Linked DNA regions of Mus musculus: region 2 is linked to region 1. The links are chromatin contacts, found by Hi-C or POLR2A ChIA-PET in ENCODE. All regions are on one chromosome and are shown on one strand. The core of a region is the stretch at or near the end of the contact, and the rest is flanking DNA. Distances in the headings are between cores, read along the strand shown.

The links. A loop is a pair of places that touch in the nucleus more often than their neighbours do. ChIA-PET counts read pairs that join two places held with the same protein, here RNA polymerase II (POLR2A).
Region 2: a loop to region 1 is called in a map of gastrocnemius, with 4 times the contacts of the local background. The contact joins the promoter of Pask here to the promoter of Mterf4 in region 1. A Hi-C loop is called at or near these places in 4 of 37 maps with a recorded cell type or tissue (gastrocnemius and heart). POLR2A ChIA-PET finds 5 or more read pairs at or near these places in 2 of 5 experiments (Patski and embryonic stem cell).

Annotation. Positions count from the first base shown.
Region 1 is chr1:93,303,466-93,309,722 of GRCm38, forward strand. Mterf4 (mitochondrial transcription termination factor 4) reads right to left here and starts at 2,414. Exons shown (of 4, transcript NM_178051.4): 1 at 2,360-2,414; 2 at 1,143-1,641. The coding sequence starts at 2,380. It overlaps Gm28535 (predicted gene 28535), which reads left to right and starts at 2,499. Exons shown (of 3, transcript NR_151531.1): 1 at 2,499-2,642; 2 at 3,078-3,159. It overlaps Pask (PAS domain containing serine/threonine kinase), which reads right to left. Exons shown (of 18, transcript NM_080850.2): 18 at 5,972-6,257. It also overlaps the pseudogene Gm7867.
Region 2 is chr1:93,339,760-93,346,016 of GRCm38, forward strand. Pask (PAS domain containing serine/threonine kinase) reads right to left here and starts at 3,029. Exons shown (of 18, transcript NM_080850.2): 1 at 2,767-3,029. It overlaps Ppp1r7 (protein phosphatase 1, regulatory subunit 7), which reads left to right and starts at 3,869. Exons shown (of 10, transcript NM_023200.3): 1 at 3,869-3,952. The coding sequence starts at 3,901.

The sequences.
Region 1 (6,257 bases), core at 1,164-3,663:
CACACAATTATAAGTAGTCTGAGCGTGACCATGTGTTATATCCAACTGTATTATTGTTTGTTTTGTAGGGTCTCCTTGGAAGGCCTGGAACCTGCAGAGCTCCATCCTCCTGACTATAGAGTTCAATTAAAAGAATGCACTACCACACCCAGCCTCCCCGTGTTTTACTGAGTTACATTAGTAACTGTATTCAGACAAATGATATAAGCAGGGCTTCATAAGTGAAGCAAATGGTCTTCTGATGAATAGTTGTGCCGATTTAAAAACTGGAAACTTAAAAGCCACTTAAGACTGTCAAGTAACTTTCCTAACAGCCTAGCTTCCCTGTGAAGAGGCGTTTCCAAAGAGTAAGCTTTATTTTCTCCTCTCAGGCTGTGCTTCACACACTGACTGAGCTTGGGCTTAGATCATGTTACAAGAGACAACGTGTCAAGGGGAACACAGTTATCTTTTTGCTTATCTTCTAGAGGAGGCATGCCGAGACACCAAACACAGTGGGCTCTAAGCCTCCCCACTTTGGGGGTGAAATCTTACCAGGAACAGTCAGTAATGAAATAAAAGCAGTCAAATGGGTAGAGTTCACTGGAGAGCCCCACCTCCCTTCTCCAGAAGGGTGACAGCTGTTGGAAGGTGGAGGGCACTCTAACAGCCTTCCAGGAACCGGGCACCATCAGCTCTGAAAGCTGTGTGTGGGATGTTTTTGCGGAGGTCACACATTTGCATACACATACATCACTACCATAGAGCAACACTAACCCACCAAAACCAGACTCCATGTCCCCATTGATCTGGAGCTAGAGATCTCAATGAACACACAGGAGGCTCACTTTGGCCTTGGTTCTCTCTTCTTGGGCTCCTCTATCCCACATCCCCCTTACAACGGCATCTGCAGAGAGCCCACTGCACATCTTCTTGAAGACACTGACCTCTCCTCAGCAAACTTTCCTACCTCACTTCCTCTGAGTAAGGTGTGTTTAGCCCACAGCACACATGCATCCCAGGGTATTGATGAATGCAGCCTAGCTCATTTGTAGGTGACAATTCCATGCCTTACTATCAAAAGGCTGGACATCCCTGCTAGGGTAAGCTATTTTCTCCCTAACTGACTCCTCTCCCTCTATAAAGTCTGCTGCATCTTATACCTTCTCCAAGGCCAAGCTTCCGAAGGTAACTGGAACGCCTCTTCATCTGCATGCTAGACAGTTTCAGCAACTGGGGATTTTTCTTCAAGGCATTAAATACAGGCTCTGGGTTCAACCCCAAGAGTAGGAGTTCTGAAACTATACCCAGCAACTGTTGAGGATGGACACTTGGCTGTATACTAAACAAGCTGTGAATGTGGGCTTCAGCAAAACCCATGTCCTGGAGGGAACGGATGACCTTTTCAGGCTCCAAGGACTCAGGATCCACACAAGGCTTCTGTTCCTCATGAAGACACTGAACAAGTCGTGTCCTGTTTTCTGGTTCCTGCATGTACTTTTGGGGTGTAATGCTGGAAAACTCTTGAAAGCTTCCTCTACCGGGCACTGTAGTCAGTTTGCAAGACAAAGAAGGGCTCATCTGTTTCTGTTCTCTGAGATGAGGGGTCTGCCTAACCAAACAGGCCCAGGAGAGGGCCAGTAGACGATGCCACTCAGGAACCTGTAAGGCAGAGCAAAAACAGAATCAGTCCCACCTCAGAATAATGACCACCACAAGATTACTGAGCCAGTAACCTTGAACCTCAGCTTGACCCTTGGCCCACAAAAGCTAACAGTTTTTGTAAACAATCTGTAAAATCTTCTCTGGGTCTAAAAAGTCTCCAAAGAATAAAAGTAGCATGCAAACGACCGCACTTACTGAAGATATTGAAGCATAAGCAATATCTACATACTGAAGATACAGGGCACGAGCAATAGTATTTGGTTGAAAATTCTGAACCTCAGACTAGCCACCAGACAGGTACACTACCTAATTTCATTCCAACAAAGGATAGTTTTGTTTTGTTTTTCAAGGATCCCTTCCATTAAAAGAAGAATATTTGGGGGAAGGAATCTGTCGATTTGTACACAGTAGCCCCAGGTGTTGGGACTAGCACATAACAAATTAAGCACAGAGCATCCGGTGCCCGCCAGAATGGTCTCAAACACCCCGCTCTTGCCGCTGGTGGTGGTCCAGGCCTCCCTAGCCATTAGGCAGCACACAGCCGAAACTCCGGAGAAGCCAGAAGCTATTCTGAGGGCCACACTGTCTGTGCACACGCCACCCGGGAGCGCTACTGCCACAAGGTGCCCAGACCGGAACACCAAGAACCAGCGTCAGCGCCTCCTGAACGTCCCGCCAACAGCCGCTGTGAGCCCGGGACCTAGGGCAACCTCACCTGCCTTCCCAGCGAAGCCATGGAGACCAAGCGAAGAACAACTGTGAGACCGGAAGAGGCGGTCCTTCCTGGCTCACAACGTCCGGCCTCCGATCTGTGTCCGCCGAACTCCCGGGGTGTGGCGTTCTTTCGTTCCGCAGCCAAGCCCTTGATCCCAGATGCTCGTGCCCAGCACCTGCAGCTTGCAGGTGCAGCTCCCTTTAGTTGGGCATACTCGGTTGCATGGTCTCTGCCAGGAACAAGCAACACTACCTGGGTTTTAAAACTGCTCTTCAGAGTACAGGTGAAACCAAACTACCCCGAAGCGCACACCGTCGTTTTCTGTTGTGAAACTACTTTTACTGGGGCCGGGGGAGGAGGGGAGAATATGACAAAAAACAATCACCTGTGTTAAAGATAGTACAAGGCCAAATAAGATAACGCTGTGATTGTGGAATTAGGATCCTGCAGACCAAAACCAAATTATCATGGATTATTCTTAGCCTTTTTGAAATCCATTCATCGTCCACCTGTCTAACTTAACAGCTTTGTGACAATGAATACCTTTAAAATATATTCCTAGACCAACAATGGTTTTCACCAATCCAAAAGCCAATAGCATCACTAAATAATATCTAAAACTGAGTTAAGTGTTTTCCTAGTTTTGCCTTATCCTTCCTATCTGTGGTCCCCACCAATGTGTCTGGTAAATGCCTTGATTTATGGCTTTATTCTCTAGCTAGTAATATCTCACCTAACTTCATCCATGGTGGAGAATCTTTTGGAAAAACCAAATTTGTGTTCCTGGGCTCATCTTTGAGGTAAGTAGGTTTGTTTGTTTGTTTGTTTGTTTGTTTTTTAACTTTATCTGCATTTATTTTATGCTGAATTTATTCACGTGCCATGAGTTTTTGTTTCTTGTTTCTTCTGGGATATCCTTTTCTTCTGTGCAACCTCCTCTTCTGGCTTTAGAATGATCTGTTCCCTCTCAGTGAGGATCATCTCAATGTGGCAGGGGGAGCTCATGTATGGGTTAATCCGGCCATGAGCTCTGTAGGTTCGTCGGCGCATCTTAGGTGCCTTGTTCACCTGGATGTGTTCAATGACAAGAGAATCTAAATCTAAGCCCTTAAGTTCAGCGTTACTCTCTGCATTTTTAAGCATGTGCAGCAAAAATTCAGCACTCTTTTTTGACCACCGACCAGCCGCATTGTTTGGCCTGGGCGCACCTACTGACTCCACCATTATAACACCGGAATGGCACACATTGCTTCTTTAAAGTGATGTCCTTCAGATACTTGGTGGCTTTGCAGATATGCATACCCTTGATGGCCTGGGCAGATTCCCGGGTGTTCTTAAAGTGAACACGAAGGTTTGAACCTCTTGATTTGCATGATTTTGGGGGGTTTTTCTGGGTCAAGAGAGTAGCGAAACATCTTGGCAGATGACCTCTGGCTGCTTACAGGAAGAGAGGAGGTAAGTAGTTTGTGATGGACACTGTAATACAGCAATAAGTTCTCAGGACAGCCCAAACTCTCCCTGAAATGGTTATGTACAGATCTAGACCCAGATAAAAGTATTTGGTAAGTTCTGTTGTTTACAGACTTGTGTTTAGTCAGCAAGATGGCTCAGGAATTCAGACACTGACCACACCAGCTTGGTGACCTGAGTTTGATTCTAGGGACCCATGCAAAAGTGAAGACACAAACCCACTCCACCGAGCTGTCCTTTGAGACAGACAGACAGACAGACAGACAGACACACACACACACACACACACGAAGGTGTCTGCTATTTTTAAAAAACAGAATATGGCCCAAGTAATGAAATTACAGGGAAAATGACAATAGCCCTCCCAGCCCAGAGGTCTGGCTTCACTTATGGATGGAGCACCAGAAGCTTCCAAACCAACCTCTATGCACTGAATTTGCATCTTAGACATGAAGGTGTCTTAGTCAGGGTTTCTATTCCTGCACAAACATCATGACCAAGAGACAAGTTGGGGAGGAAAGGGTTTAGTCAGCTTACACTTCCACATTGCTGTTCATCACCAAAGGAAGTCAGGACTGGAACTCAAGCAGGTCAGGAAGCAGGAGCTGATGCAGAGGCCATGGAGGGATGTCACTTACTGGCTTGCTTCCCCTGGCTTATTCAGCTTGCTTTCTTAGAGAACCAAGGACTACCAGCCCAGGGATGGTATCACCTACAAGGGGCCCTCCCCCATTGATCACTAATTGAGAAAATGCCTTGCAGCTGGATCTCATGGAGGCATTTCCTCAACTGAGGTTCCTTTCTCTGTAATAACTCCAGCCTGTGTCAAGTTGACACACAAAACCAGCTAGTACAGAAGGGGAGGGAAGAAAACAAAGAAGCTGTGTTCTAACAGCTGCCTAGATTCCACCACTTCTAAGCCATACCTATTTCTTGCCGGCCTATTGGCTGCTCCAGAGAAAAAGGATCTGGCTATTGCATCAATAAACACATAACTGCTTTGTGCTAGGCAATGATCTAGTGCTGAAGTGCTTAAACATCTTTTGACAGAAAGATTCTATCTATAGAGGACAAGAAAGTTGTAATCTGTATAAAACTAAAGAATTACTTTTGTCTTAATTTTCTTCCTAAATAAATATTATTTAAGCCTTTACACCTAAAGCCTAAGGAAACTCTGCCACTCCAACTTTTTGAGAACAATCTAGGAACCTGAACAAGTCAGCCAGCTCTGAAGCAGTGGTAGCTAAGACACAGGGTACTGTGAAAATCTGGCGGCATCTTCAGTCCTCACCAAATTTCATTCTTAAATCAGACTTGAAATTCCACGGGAAAAATTATAGCTGCTGCCTCACAACTTTAGTCTCAAGGCTTTATCTTTGGTTTTGTTCTTCTGCAAAGAACACTCATAAGGCATCGGACTGTAAAACCAAAAGCTTTAATGATTTTCTTTTCTTTTCTTTTCTTTTTTTCTTTTTGGTTTTTTGAGACAGGGTTTCTCTGTATAGCCCTGGCTGTCCTAATGATTTTTTTTTCTAATATAGAAATGGTTCTTGGAAAGCTGGATTTTGTATCTTCAACCGGCTATACTCCTGTCTGGGGGAAAGAACAATTCTGCAATATCTTGTGTTTTATGTGTAATAAAGACTATAAGGGAAAATGTTTGTTTCATTCTTGGAAACAAAGTCATCTGAAATCAAAAGCTAAAATGTCACTAACTTCTGAATGTCACTAACTTCTGGGAACTGGGTCCTAGAAACCGTCACAGACACTGGTAGGGTTGAAGCTCTTCAACTAGACATAAAGGTATAGTTAGAGCCCGTCACATTAGACAAAGTAGAGCTGAGCCAGTCACAGGATGTCTGAAAGTACTAGCAGGGCATTATGGATTAACAGATGACTAACAAGCCTGAACCCCCAGACCAAACTAGGACAGATTTCTTTTTAGCTATAGTAAATAGGGTACAGAAATGGAAAACAAAAGTCAGGCAGTGGTGACACACGCCTTTGATCCCAGCATTTGGGAGGCAGAGGCAGGCAGATTTCTGAGTTCGAGGCCAGCCTGGTCTACAAAGTGAGTTCCAGGACGGCCAAGGCTACACAGAGAAACCCTGTCTCGAAAAAACAAACAAACAAACAACAACAACAAAAAGAAATAGAAAACCAAGTTTATCTCATATAGTCCTGGCCAGTTTAACTGTTAACTAAGTAGCTTTAATTTGGAAAATTTTTAAGAAAATAAATAAATATTCTGGCCATTTTTGTCTGGCCACTTCTATAGACTCCATACATCTGTCACATGTCACATGTACCAAGTCAGTGGGAAAGAAACCTACACACAAAACCAGGAAGAACTGGGCATGGTGACACACACCATCAGTCCTAATGCTTGGGAGGCAAGCGCAGGCAGATCTGTCAGTTTAAGGTCTAC
Region 2 (6,257 bases), core at 1,779-4,278, 37 kb after region 1:
AGAATTTCAAGAGCCAAGTTAGCCGGGCAGTGGTGGCTCACACCTTTAATCCCAGCACTTGGTAGGAAGAGGCAGGCAGATTTCTGAGTTTGAGGCCAGCCTAGTCTACAGAGTGAGTTCCAGGACAGCCAAGGTTACACAGAGAAACCCTGTCTCGGGGGGAAGAAAGGGGGGGGGATGAGCAGATTCAAAGCAAGACTAAATGCTTATTATCTATGATCTGTAGTTTTAAATAGCTAAATAATTTGGAGGAAATTGCATCCTATGTTCTCCTATATACAAAGATTATTTCTGGGTGAATTTAAAAACAGAAATGAAAAGAAACTGCCAGGGCCAGCAAGATGGTTCAGCAGGTAGATGTGCTTGCCATGGAAGCCTGATAACCTAAGCTTAATCCCCCGGAAACTATGTAAAGATAGAAAGGGAAGCCAACTCCAGAAAGTTTTCTCTGACATCCCTTTGTGCACCTACTTACAACAGTGTACACACAGACATACAGACAGACACACTCACACAAACCGTAGACGCACAGAATAACCACAAAATTCAAATATAAGTAAGTGTATTTTGGTCCTGCAAATAAGAAAAAGCCACAGCTAGGACCACGGTCTGGGCAATCCATGTGCTTTGTAACAACCAGTGCTCACCAGGAATGTCATTCTGTATAGCTCCGAGACATGTGAAGGAGGAGAACTTCCAAAAGGTAAAAGCGACATGAACTTAAATCAGAGGTGAGCTATCCTACAACCCCAAAACAGTCAGGGACTCTAGAAGAGCCACTGTGACCCCAACTCTATAAAACCATTATGTTCTAGTAATCTCAGAAGCAAAGAACGTGAAATACAGGTTCAAAGTTATTAAATACACTCTCTTCAAACCAACTGAAAAGAAAAGCCACCTTCCAGAGAGGCTACACTGCAGGGACCAGTCTACAGAAATCCACACACATAAATACTAAGATGCACAAGGATCATTCCAGGCCAGCACGGTTCAAAACAGTAAAGGCTAGGAAACTAGACAGGTAGAAAGCCAGGGAGGCAAGAAGAAGAGAGAAGGAAGGAAAGAGGGAAAACAGTCCAAAAGAAAAAACAATTTAAATACTCATCAAGAAGAAAGCTCTGATACAATCATCAGTAAGAACAAAGGAATTGTGTACAAGAACCAATCCTAGCAGTATAGAGTAAAAACCTTCAAAATACAAAAGGTTATCTGCAGCAAGATTCCTTTTATATATATATATATATATATATATATATATATATATATATATATTAAATTAATATATATATATATAAAATCTAAATACACTGCTTAAAAAATACAATATACAGGATAAGAGTCCAACAAGACTGAAGACCCATACTTCAGGCAGACAATTCCCTGGAGTCTGGTAGAGCACTAAACTTAAGAGGCAAAATGACACAGTCTCTTACTTCCTAAGTTAGTTAATGGGTTTAAATGTGTTTGTTTTAATATGTGTATGTGTGTGTGTAAGCACATGCATGTGCCTGTGTATGTATGGGCACTGTGTGCATGCAGGAGCCTGAAGAACTCAGAAGAGGCCACCAGATGCCCTGAAACGGAAGTTACAGACACCACCATGTAGGTGCTAGGAACAGAACCCAGGTCTTCTATAAAACTGCAACAGCTTTTAACTGCTGAGCCATCTTACAACCTCATTTTATTTTCATTATAATGCATGACTTTTTCATGCATTTTTATTACATTGTGGGAGTGTGTGTGTGAGAGAGAGAGAGAAAGAGAAAGAGAGAAAGCACAACCATGGATGACAGAAAACAACTTTCAGGAGTCACTTCTCTCTTTCTACCCATGTGGGTCCAAAATTGTCAGACCTTGGCAGCAAGTGCCTTTACCCACTGAGCCATAATGCTGGGCCCAAACTGTAGGGCTTTGTTTCCTTTTGGGGTTTGTTTTGTTTTTTGTTTTGTTTTGTTTTTGAGGCAAGGTCTCCAGAGTCGTTGGAAGTGCTGGGAAGAGAGGAAGACACCATCAGCCTGACAATTGGTATTTTTGTGTGAAGGTGGGTATTAAACCCAGAGCTAGTCACCTATTGGGCAAACCTTCCACCACTGACTGATAAAGTATGACTATTTGCCTTCACTATTCTGCATATTACATACACAGGCACATGCACTCAGTATGTGATCCTAAAAAGCAACAACTCATTATGAAATAAGAGATGAGTAGCGACAGTGTTCAAGGCTATATGTGACACCACCAGACTCAAACAAAATAAAGATGAGTAGGTGTTAGATAGCAGTTTTCAAGTAGAGTGTTTTAATGTGAAAGATGTACAGGCATCTTCTCTAGGTATCTAAATGCACTAATTACTGTTACAGCAAACAATGATACGATCATACCGTGGTTTTTCTACTTTTAAAACCAACCTATTGACAAAGTTAGGACATGTAATTATGGCTTCTAAATACACTGCCAAAGTCACAAAACCTTACTGTTTTTTTAGACCTTGTATGACCTCAGAATATATTGATATGAGATCTTAATTTATATAAAAAATACCATTCTTCAAACTAAATTGTTAATGCTACAAATTTTTATCTTAAAAGTAATTACAGGAACTGGGCGGCTCCCTTTGTTAAAAGTTTTTTTCTATGCAAGCATGAGGACTTGCGTTTAAATCTTTAACCACATAAAAAGCCAGACGTGGCTACACATAACTGTAATCCCGAAATTAGGGGGTGAAGATAAGTGACTCCCCAGAGCTCACTGGCCCGCTAGTCTAACCTTAAAGCAAAGCTTCCAGTTCAATCAGAGGCTTTCGGGCGCTGGCGGCTCTTGAGCGCGGGTCAAACGGCCAGAACCCGCCACCACTCTGGGGCCGGGGCTGGGCGGAGGGAGTGCGGGCGCGCGAGGAAAGGGCCAGAGCCACTCCACGACAATGCGTAACTAACACTCGCCGCCACCCGGAGGTTTTTCGAAGGCTGGTGTCTCACCCCAGGCTGGCGCAAGTCTCAGTCGGATTCACAACGTGAAGATCCGCGCGCTTCTGGCCCACCGACCAATCGCAGAACGACTTAGGCAGCATAACAAGGGACCAAGAACCAACCAGACACCCTGATGGGCGGACCTCAGTGAAAGCAAGCAGCTGAGCGCGCGCAAACAGTTGCTAGGGACGCACCGGACACCCACTACAGAGCCTCGGAGGAGCCAAAAGACCCGATTTCTTCGCGCCTTTCCCCCCCCTCCACGCCCCACTCCAAGTGACTGCAGTTTACTCTTACGGGAGAACCGAGGACGGTGAGCGACGTGCAGCCCTTCTTACGACGGCCACCTTTCCAAGGCGAGGACAGTGAGAAGCGGACGACACAGTGGCTCGCCGTGGGCTGGAGGCCGCAAACGTGAGCCCCAGGACCGGACCGCGGCCCCTCCCGCCTTCTCCAAGCATCCCCTAAAGGTGGCCTGTGGCACCAGTGTATCAGCACGCAGGCGCAGAATAAACTGGTTTCCCTCGCCTACCGGCTCACCGTGAAGTGAGGCTCCCGAAGTCGGGGGTGCAAGTCTAGTCGGCTTCACCTGTGGCCTGTAGAACTCTCCTGTCCGCAGTACCTCTACGCCTCCGAAGTTGGCATAGTGACTTGAGCGAATCCGCAAGCTTGAAGTGTCTCCCATGCTGCCTAAAGACTTTCCGGGATGTCTGCTTTCTTCGTGCTCGCCTAGACTCTACTCATTCATCAAACCCCTAACCCAGGTGGAGCCGGAGCCTGTGGGAACTACAATCCCCATGAAACACTGCGCCCGCGCAAGCATTGTCAGCTCGCGCTTCTATACTTTGTTCCATTGGCTGGCCTATTGGACCTGGAATCCTGATTGGCCCATGGCCTAAGGCGACAGATTCCGGAAAGGGAAAGAGCAGCCAATATGGCGGCAGAGCGCGGCGCGGGGCAGCAACAGTCGCAGGAGATGATGGAGGGTGAGCGGCCCCTGTGGGTGACCGGGGAGCGGCGAGCTTCGGGCTGGGCGGTCACGGCCTCTTGCGGGATCGGAATTCGGCCTCCAGCCTCCGGCCACAGCCACAGAGCTCTGACAGCTGCCAATATGGCTGGACAGCCAGGGAGGCTCGGAGCCCGGGAGTCCCGTCCCGAGGGCGGTAGCGGCCAGAAAGACAAGACCCTGGGGAAAAACGTGGCGCGAGCCCGCCCAGGGAGATTGGCAAGGAAGCCGTGGCTATAGGAACCTAGTCTTAAAGCTCCGAAGTTGACAGGCGAGGGGGCAGGGAACCGTCCTCCGTCAGCTCACTGGGAAACTGAGGCTTCAGGCGTGGGGAATCTACGAAGTCCAGTTTGTTCACGCGGCATGAATGGAAAAGTCTGCTTTGAAGCGAATGGGTTGTGGCAGAGAGATGGATAAAAAGGAGCTCCGGAAATTGAGTTTACAAGGCGTTGTCTTGTTTTCTAGGCATGCAGTCTAGTCTATATTCAACTTTCTTCCTTTTTTTCCTTGTGTTGGATTATGTCATATACATATGTAACATACATATATGTTACACGTGTGCATGCTTTTGTATACAGTTGTGTAGATACATGGTCATTACATGCGTGCATATATGTGTGTTAGTGTATACGAACAGACTTGTACATATGTACATGTACTTAACCCTACCCATTGTAGCATTAGGCAAATCTTAAATGTCTTTGAAAGACTCCACTATTTTGGTGAGGATTATTCACTTTTGGAAGGTCACTCACTTTTCTGGGAGGAGTACTAGGGAAGAAGGTTGCAGAGCAAGGGGCAGAGATGTGGAAGAAAAGACCAGTGAGTTTGAGAGCAGTGGGGCTGCCCTGAGATGGGCCCTGAAAACTCACTAGATGTCATCCAGACTGGGGTCCAGTGGGGAGGACCAGTATCATTCTGGAGAAAGGAAAACCAGTCAGAAGCAAAGGAGTATGGAAAGGTGACCTAAATTAGCAGTCATGCAATGGGGGTTGAGAAGAGCCAACAAGGAACGCTCTTAGAGAGACTTGAAGGAGTCGTGCTAGAGGTCTTTTGTTTCTAACCTTTGAATCTTTCTTAAGGAGGAAATGTTTCTTCCTAGCCCCCTCTTTCCTCCTCCAATACACCTCTCCCCTCCTTCCTCACTAAAGGGCAAATACACAAGCCAAGCTGTTTCTCTCGTCCACCCCCACACATGTCATTACCAGCTGACACTTAGGTTTCTATGGCCTATGTCTTTTTGGAGTTTTTTTTTTTTTTTTTTTTTTTTTTTTTTTTTTTGTGGCGTTTTTGTGTGGCTTGGTTTGGGTTGGGTTGGATTTGTCGTTGTAATGCCTTTCTTTTGTCTTTTAAGACAGGTTCTTGCCATTTCCGTGGCTGGCCTGTGTAGACCAGGCTGAGCATGTTTTGCCACCTTCTCTATCACTGCTAATGCCTTAACTCAAACCTTCCTCGTCTTGATAGATTTCATTGCCTTTTGCTAGCCTATTCTACCTAGAGCCTTGTAGTCACATTCTTGCACAGTGTCGCAGGCTCTGGAACCTCTCTACTGCCCTGAGGATAGAGGCACAGGGGGAGATACAGAGACTGTAACACAGAACCTAGTTTTCCTAACTCTAGATCACAGACTGTAAAGTGCCTCTTGGTAACTCATACATTCTTCTCCGTGTCATACACATGAGCTACTCTTGTGTCCTTTCTTATTTGGTCCTGACAGGAGAAGGTACTCTACTAACTCTGGTCTACAGAGGGGAATATTGAGGTTTAGAAAGGAAGATCATTTGCCAGAGCCATGTTTCATTGTTGCTTTGTTCATAACTCAAAATCTGTTTTATTTACTCCAAAAAACTTTGCATGATTAACTCTATCCTGTGGTTATTTAACACCAGCAGTTTACCTGGGGCTTCTGCCATTTTTTGAGACATTCTTGTTTTCATTCACTCTGCCCACAGTCTCATCTTAGCTAGTCTTGATTTCTTTTGGAATGTGGGCCTGAAAATTTAACCATTTATCTTGGCCAAATGGATAGTGAGACATCAATGAAGGTATGTGGCAGAAGGGTCACAGTGAGATGTGAGAAGGGTCATCACATCAGATGTGAGAGCCTCTTGGAAGGTACTTCTGTATCTGGTGTCATTAGTGTTTCCCATTGTAGATGATCCAGATTTCAGTTGACACTTGTCAACTCTTTACAAGTTCTCAGAGGGGAAGGATGGCATGTTAATTGTCTCCATGTGGCCTCCCAGTTACTGTCTCTGTATCTTAAATACTATTGGATGTAGAAG